Linked DNA regions of Homo sapiens: region 2 is linked to region 1. The links are chromatin contacts, found by Hi-C or POLR2A ChIA-PET in ENCODE. All regions are on one chromosome and are shown on one strand. The core of a region is the stretch at or near the end of the contact, and the rest is flanking DNA. Distances in the headings are between cores, read along the strand shown.

Region 1 (4,417 bases), core at 1,252-3,751:
GCTATTTGTACTCAATTAAATGTTTATTTAAAATTTCCTTTTGGTTTTTACTGCTGTAAATGCATTGTCCATTTTTCACATACCAGGCACTGTTGTTTAGTCTCAAGGGCATTACTTGTTACAAATTTAACAACTGTGACATATTAAAAACAACATTTAGGGAAGAAATTAGTGTTGAGAAGATGTGACCAGATGTTTTCATAGTGTTTTGCCAAAGTGTCACTTAAATGCCAACAAGATTTTAAAAGGAATTTTTTTCCAAAGTATTTCACTATACCCACTTAAGTGACCCCAAAATATGTTGCTATCACAGATACGTTAGAAACAAAGTTTAATTTTCATTTTAATCATAGTTTTCTTGAGGATACATAAAATCTTTTCACTGTCATTTTTTCTTTTATAAACCCATGGTAATTGAAAAAATTGTGACTGTGCCACATGCTACCTTTGTGATCTAAGTTTTCTTATGACTAAAATGGGGATGCTGGCCAGGTGCAGTGGCTCACACCTGTAATCCCAGCATTTTGGGAGGCCAAGATGGTTGAATCACCTGAGGTCAGGAGTTCGAGACCAACCTGACCAAAACGGTGAAACCCTGTCTCTACTAAAAATATAAAATTAGCCGGATGTGGTGGCACATGCCTGTAATCCCAGCTATTTGGGAGGCTGAGGCAGGAGAATCGCTTGAACCTGGGAGATGGAGGTTGTAGTGAGCCGAGATCGCGCCATTGCACTTTAGCCTGGGCAACAAGAGCAAAACTCTGTCTCAAAAATACAAATAAATAAATAATAAAGTAAAATAGGGATGCCATCTCCTATGATTATTATGGAAATTAAATGAGATACTGTATGTGACAATTTTATCCCAGTACCTGGCACATATAATAACACTTTAATAGTGCTATTACTGTTATAAACATTATTATTTATTGACTGACTTCATAGGGATACAAGTGAAAACATCCCCACTAATTTGACTTAGAGGAAACGCAGTCTCCCCTGCAAGTCCCTCTGAGGCTCCAGTCTTTGACTGAGATTGTCAGTTCGCACTAGGAAAAACAAGCCCATCTAGAGGAAACTACAAAAGAAAGTCATTTATTTTCACATAAATTGGATGGTAATTAGCTTCTCTAAGCTGAAGTCTAAATTCAAGAGCATTTAGAAATGAGCCTGCAGGTAAATATGACACAAGAGACTAGACTCCAAGCAGAGAACTCCATGTTTGCTCTCCTTCAGTGAGAATTCTGTTGATGTCAGAGGGTTAACAGAACTTTTAACAGTTGACTGGGGCCCTGGAGTTTTCATGATTTGGTCCACATTCAAAAATATAAAAGTCAGTGAAGCAAATGCTGTACAACAGAGGTTTTTCAGGGAAAAGGGATAAGCTTGATCCAAAAATATTTTGGAGGGTGGAGACATTCCAAGCATACCATTCCGTGCCTGTGCCAATGGAACGTGGGCACAGCACGGGAACAATGTTCAAGGCTGGAGAGCTTTAGAGTACCGGGGCAATTTTGAGTGAAAAACACAAAGAAGTGAGGAATATCCATCTCTGCCCCCATCACACACACACACACACACACACACTCAAACACACACACATACACACGCACACACACATACACACACACACAAACACACACACTCAACGCATACACATTTCCCTATTTACAGTAGAATTATAAATTCTGAGTAAATTTTAGGTTCACAAGCTATGGATTCCAAAGTTTTGTGCCAAATAATTATAGCTGCATCTTGCAGATGTACAGCTCTACTCTGATAACACACACACATTGAATTGGAAGGAGAGACTGGGTAAGTTCCAGTTATTACATTTCCATCCCAAACTGGAAATGACATTTTGTTTCTTTCCATTATCTTTGATGCTAAGTGGGTAAAACTGCCATAATGAAAATGTGTCACCTTAAAAAATCAACATAAATATGGACAGCTTTTCCATATTAATCATGAAAAGGGAGTAACTTCTAGCATGGAGGAATATATCCATTCCCTTTCCCAAATTCCTTGAATAAAGCATGTGTGCTTGTTTTCATGGTTGTATTTTCCTCATCAGTGTTTGTGATCCCTCAAAGCATGAAGGGATTTTGATTTTGAAAAATCCCTCATTATTCCCAAGAACTATATTGGCTGTAATTTGTGGGTAGAGTTGTATGTGGGTAGAAATTCATCTTCATTCTTCTCTGTAGGTAATTTGAGGAAATGCTGAGGCACTTGGATACCCAAAAAGGACTGAAGATTTCTCAATATAAATTTTAGTTAAATGCCTTCCAAAAAATATTTTGCAGTGTATTTCACTAAAGACACAATCCCTGTTTTTCCTTGACTTTGATAATATATTTTACCAAAGAAGAGCAATTCAGTTTGTGCAAAAGAACCATTCATGAGGTTGCCTGGAGATAGAATGACTCAGTGTTTCTCAAAGGTGGGGCACAGCGCACCTCAATCAGAATCACCTGGGGAGCTTTGAAAACATCAGATTCCTGGGCCCCACTCCAGCTCTACTGAGTCAGGATCTCCCCGGGGTGGGACCTAGGCAGTTGCATATTTAATGAGCTCTACAGGTGATTCTTATGCATCTTAAGATGTAGAGGGTAATTATTAGTTCTGGTCATAAAAGGTAGTATTGCCTTCTGCTCAGGAGCTTCTCTGTCTTTGAAGAGAGGGTCAGTGGCATATTGCCTTTGAAAAAAAATTCAATTTAAACGAACAGCAAGTCATTTTCCCTCTTCTCAATACTTTATTCTAGCTGCGTTTTCCTCCACAGGTTCAATCATCCAGTCTCCTTCACATAGAATAGCATTTGGAGTTGAGCAGCTACGCAAAACATTTTACTGTTGGTCCTTTATTTCTGATGTCCCTGTGTTTCTGGTCAGTGACCATGATCTGAATTTTCAGAAAAAAAAAGGGATACATAGTAACAGCTTAGTCACCTGGTAGTCACGGATGTGGGATAGACCTGAATCTCTGACAGTATCTTATAGGGCTGTGGTTCTTGAGCTTTACTGCATTAGAATCACCTGGATTTAAAACTTTCAAAGTTTAGGCCATACCTCAGACCAAAGTCATCAGAATCTCTAAGGGTAGGGCCCAGACATCAGCTCCCTGGTGATTTTAATTTGAAACCAAGGCTAAGAACCATTGTCATAGGGCATCTGTAGAAAAATGAGGTCTTTAGAACCCTGGGGAAGATCATGAATATTTTCCGTTACAGATGGAACTTTTCTGATCTGTGGTACACTCTAGTAGGAGAAAATTTAGGAGATATTTCTTTATAGAGACTTGTTCCTGAGAGAGAATTTTTGTTTCTTCAGCATATTCAACTACTATTATGGGAGGTCCAGTGTGGAAGACTGAAGTTTGAATGTTGGAGGTGTGTAAAGTACACATGCATAGACATACCCACAGTGTGTACTACCCCTTCCCAGCTACAAAACCCTTCTATGCCAACACTTCACTTTGTCTGTGTCAGGATAATCTATGAAATTTATCAGTCTTTGGCTCTTTGCTGTCTTCTCAAGAGCCGGTAACAGATCTCCAGTGAGCTGAAACAGAGAAAGTTGTTTTAAACCATTGACTGCTTAATAAATTAGCACTAGATGGCTTTTAGTCTAATTTATCTCTGGGAGCCAGTTTCCCAGGGTATCAGAGCAATACCACAAGAAAAATTATTTCCATTAAACACCACAAAAATGTCTTTCCTGTGATACTTCACTGAAAGGGTGACATGTACGAGATTCTCAGTCACAAAACAGGAAAGAAATGTTTGAAAGTTAAATTAAAAAGTAAAGCACAGTTAAGATTTTATTGAGCTTAAACCCCATTCCTACCCCCTAAACATATAAATCTGTTCTGTGTTCTGTGTCTCCCACTCAGATGGGTGATAAATTTTGGATGCTGAATTCTTATGTCTCTAAAAATAACGTTTACCTAAAGTGAAGTGCAACATCTGGGTTTATTGGGGGAGCATGAAGTGGCCTTTCAGCTTAATTATTTGTGTGGTCAGGTTAGATTTCCCAACCCTGAAAATGATGCCAGTTTTGTTTCTCTTGGCCCCTGCCCACTACAGGTAAAGAGTCTGGTTCCACTAACTTTCCCATAGACCTGCTTCTTAATGCAGAATGTTACTATCGATGCCCTGACATTGAGGAAATGTAATATTTCCCATTTGCTGCCTGAGTTGAAGGACCTGCTGTCCCTGGAGGCACCTTGGTTACTGTGAATTAAAATGTATTGAAGAATTACCTAGTGCTGTCATAGAGAATGTCATTACAATAGACCCATGGGTCTCTGATGCTCTCAAAAGAATGTGTTTCTTTGCCTTTGCCATGAAGGATATGTCTGATTGTCTAGACGAGAGAGCAGATTGAGATGGTCCATATGCATCCTTAGGGGCTGT
Region 2 (4,170 bases), core at 1,514-4,013, 64 kb before region 1:
AGACTTCTTGAGTGCTGAGAATCTGGTACAGCATATGTTTTGATGTGGTGCAGTGACAGCCACAATATCTGTCAAAAGGAACTATGAGAGATTAAATAGCAGAGTGCTTTTCTCTCATGATGTAGATGTAGCAGTACTTGCGAAGGAAAAAGCTTGTATTGTTTCTTGGACCCATCCCCTACACTCCTACACCGACCCTGTGAGATTAAGTAAGCTGGCAGCAGAACTGCAAGTTCTTGTTAACCATACATGCCCCAAGGCCCTAACACAAACAATCCCTATTATAAAATAAGACCTTTACAAATAATATTTTCAGAAAATACTTGTATTTGTTTTCTGCCATGCTGCATTTTTTGAGATGGTTACATGCTTACCTTAGGGAATGGCATGTCGCCAAAGCTAGAGGTCTGCCTGCTGAAGTTTCAATAGTGCTCATTATGAAGGAGAAGAAGTTTCTATTCCTACCCCTGGAAGGAAAAAGCCACTCACAGATAAAGTGTATGATATGATTACCATTGCTTTAGATAACCACAAGTAGTACTTCCGACATGATAAGGGATCGTTTTCTGTCTTGATCGTACAGAGCTTAGCTCAGCCTTTTTAAGCATTGGTGGCATTTTTGAAGGCCACTTGATTAGTTTGGATCCTGAGGGAGCATGAAGTTGCCATGCAGATAAAAATCAACACTGGTTTCAGCTACTGCAGCAATTGCAGTGATAGTAGGGGGTCCTTTGGAAGAGGTTTGGAATCGGGACGAAAGGCCCTAGTGACTTTGGCAGAGTTATTTAAAGGTCTTGTGACTAAACACCAAGCATATCAGGAACTCTGAGACAGTTCCTTTTCTTGTGCTGGCTTCATTATGATTAAGCTCATTGGGAGAGCTAGAATCCCTTAGCTCCTCAGAAGGGTATATCAATGAGGCAGATTCTCTTTAAAATAGACAGGAGGGTTAGCCATCAATATCTGATTTGCTGGAGAGGATATGAACAGGGAAATTACAGAGATAATGAGAATTTAATGAGTTAAATTGTAGAAAGGAAATTAAGGGCCCATCGTGACAATCGGTCTGCTATAAAAGCCCAAGTCCTATTGTATGAACCTTTTACTATCCTCGTGGTAAAACCAGGGATAACACTCTAAGATGAGGAATATTGTAATTGGCAAAAATAAGAAATGGTAGTTACTCCTTCCTGATACTTTGACAAGTAGTTAATAAATGGATTGTTGACTACCACATAAAATCCAGAGGGGGGATATCAGAGTGGAATTGGAGGATTTAAAATAAGGTCAAAGGCTGGGATAGTGTTTGCATGCATGTTTGTATGTATGCATATGTAGTCCAAAAGAAAAATTCTAATTCATGATTATAATTTGAACATTTAGTCTTTCCCTAGAAGCTTCTGAAAGATCAAAAGAGGTCAGATGTACAGAACAGACTTCTTAAAATGTAATGGGATGAATGTTGTGATGCTTTTTGTACTTTGAGGCTGGCAGGTAACAGCAGGGACCAGTATTAGAAAAAAAGAACAAGAGATTTATTTTCTCCAAATTTTCCACCCCTGTTCCTATGGTAGCTGATGCTACCACCCTGTGGAATTGCATTTTTATGACCTCCTGGTGCTACCATTGCTGGATGAGTTGGAGATGGATGGGGGCTATCTTGTGTATCTGAACACTTATCCTGGCTCAGTTTTAATACCCCACATGGCACTCAAAGTTATAGTTCTTGAAGAAAATTTCTATGTTTTGAATGGTAATAGAGAAAAGCTATCTATCCCCTTAATTTGCTATCTTCAATTTTCATTCCTTCATGAGAGATGTAATAAGTCTGGGAATTTCCCTCTTTGCTAGGTGGGGATGTGATTACCCAACTGTTGGCAGGGTGCTTGGGATTATCCAGATGGAAATGCTATTTAAGGGCTAGGTATTAGGGTTTTGCCTTTTAAAAATTAAAATATCCCCAAATGAGCTTTATTTGTGTTTCCTTTAAAGTCCTTGTTACAGGAAGTTGCCAGGGGAGGAAATGTAGCTCAGAGGTTTCTGGGACCAGCCATGGCTCTTGGGATGGATCAGAGGCAGAGTCACCAGTCAGGGGCTTGGCCAACAGAGCTGCTATGTACCTTTTCCCATTTTTAGCCCTCCATTTGGTTCCCAGAACTAAAAGACCCTTTCTATCTGTCACATGGGAGACTCTCTGACCTTAGGAAATCGAGATGTCATGCCCTGTGGGATGTGGCTGCCTACGTGCCTTGATGAGCTGGGTGAAGCCCTCATGCAATTAGTCTTACTAGGCAGCTTTCAAGTGCTTTATAAGTTACATTTCATCTATGTGTTTTTAAAAAGGGGTCTTTTAAAAAGGGACATCATTCTTGTCACTTTCCATTCTTTAAATTTCAGCTCTTGGGTTTGTCTCAGTGAGAAGCAGATTCCCATCTTTTTTTGCGGGGGAGGAGTTCGAGAGCTCACCCTACTCCAGGGTTACAGCAGATTTGCTGTTGTTGCTGTTGCTGCTTTCTTTTCAAAGTACCATAGGTCACATGATGACTTCCAGGCCCAAATGGGGAGATGATGTGGATAAAAGTATTTAGCAAGAGATCAAAAACTGGGCTGCACTTCTAAATGGCTTGCCTTTTAGAAAAAAACACATTAGCCTTTCACCCAGATGTTGTTGTGGGTAACTGTCAATACGGTGCACAGGTGGCACAGTTGTCTTGCCATTTACTGCCTGATGCCTCGGCAACTGCTGCCAGCCCTTCAGAAATAGGAAATGACTAATGATGTGGTGGAAATTATGAACCAGGATTAATAAAACTTGAAAAGGAACAGTCTTTCAGTGTTTGATCCTCCTTAGAGGAAGTTAAATCTGAATCCTAGATTGTTTTCCCTGAGGTGTTCTTCTGACTTTTTCTGATTACTCGGCTGTAGTGGGGGTCTATGCTACAGCTAGGAACAGTGAACCAGATGGTGCAGGAAGCAAAGTGCTGCTCCCATCCCTGAAGGTACAGACACATGTCCTGTTCTGCAGCCCATCTGTGAAGAATCCAGTTAAAGGAGCCACAAGCACAGAACAAATATTTAACTTCTAAAAGTTGAGATTTAGCATGAAGAACATTCTGGAAAGATTTCATTCACTGTCTGAGTGATTTCTATGCTTCCTCATTAAGGACAATTGTTGGGGTCTCAATAGATTTCAGGGAGTTGACATTTTTCTTTTTAATTTTGGAATCAAAATTTATTTTCCTTAAGGCCCATGCCAAGCATTCTTTCACAATTCTGTGGGCCTGTCCTCTAGCCCTCTTTCTTGTTCCTCTCACATTCTCAGGCTCCTCTTTTCCTCTTGGGAAAATGCTATGTAGCCAAAGGGATAAATGCACATTTGTTTTATAGATGAAGAAGGCAGTATAAGGTATAATGGGAAAAAAAAGCCAGACTCTGAATAAGGAGACTTCAGTTCTAGGCCCTTTTCAATAGTGTAATCTCTGGGAAACCCCTCCAAGCTCTGTGAGTCCAAAGGTATCACTTCTATGATGATGGGTCTTAACTGGGTATCTGCTAAGTTCTCTTCCTGCTCATTATAGCACATGTGTGTGGTGTATGTGATATTTTCTCTGAGGTAGTCTCAATTCCCTTGTCTTAAAGTATTGTGGTCTGCCCAGGAACCTGTCCGGTCAGTTCCTGATGAGGAGCATCATGGGCAGGTAGGGAGCAGTCGTGAAACATGACCAGTTACTGCAGCAGAGTATTGACACTTAGGTGATTCGTGTTGTTATAAGGCTTAATATTGCTGCAGATTAGCCGGTTAAGAAAAAGCCAGGAAGTATTTCTAAGGCCTCTAAAGTCAAAGTATCTCCTGAATTTGCTCATTAAGATCAACTAGGCCACAAAAGAATCAAACTAAACTGTTCATCTAAAGTTTTTGGTGAATTAAAGCAACTCTGTATTTCAAGCTAGTTCAGAATTGCCAGAGCATCTCTATGTGTCTGGGCATGTGTGGTGAGCCTGAGCACATGTGTATGAGAAAATATGTCTGTGTGTGTGCTTGGGTGAGAAATAAAAGAGACAGTAAAGCAGGTGGCTGGTTTACACAAATTTACGCAAGAAGTTGGAACTAAGAAATGAAGTCTGAAAGACACTACATAGCATATGATCTTGCTCTGTTCATTCAGTGTA

What was found. A loop is a pair of places that touch in the nucleus more often than their neighbours do. ChIA-PET counts read pairs that join two places held with the same protein, here RNA polymerase II (POLR2A). Pooled maps may share reads with other maps.
Region 2: a map of PC-9 shows a loop between it and region 1 (9-fold over the local background). The contact joins two enhancer-like sites. A Hi-C loop is called at or near these places in 9 of 168 maps with a recorded cell type or tissue (Calu3, HCT116, HepG2 and 6 more) and 6 of 50 pooled maps. POLR2A ChIA-PET finds 5 or more read pairs at or near these places in 3 of 52 experiments (HepG2, PC-3 and PC-9).

The regions. Positions count from the first base shown.
Region 1 is chr14:54,104,180-54,108,596 of GRCh38, reverse strand. The region is part of intron 4 of LOC105370507 (a long non-coding RNA gene); the gene reads left to right. Among named protein-coding and RNA genes, the nearest start is that of BMP4, 150 kb to the right of the region's middle. Within about 2 kb of position 2,501, at least 7 of the 41 ENCODE cell types and tissues checked have a DNase peak (open chromatin) inside an H3K27ac peak, as active enhancers do; they include HCT116, PC-3, PC-9 and 1 more, where a contact is called at or near this core.
Region 2 is chr14:54,168,209-54,172,378 of GRCh38, reverse strand. The region is part of intron 4 of LOC105370507 (a long non-coding RNA gene); the gene reads left to right. Among named protein-coding and RNA genes, the nearest start is that of BMP4, 210 kb to the right of the region's middle. Within about 2 kb of position 2,763, at least 5 of the 41 ENCODE cell types and tissues checked have a DNase peak (open chromatin) inside an H3K27ac peak, as active enhancers do; they include HCT116, PC-3, PC-9 and 1 more, where a contact is called at or near this core.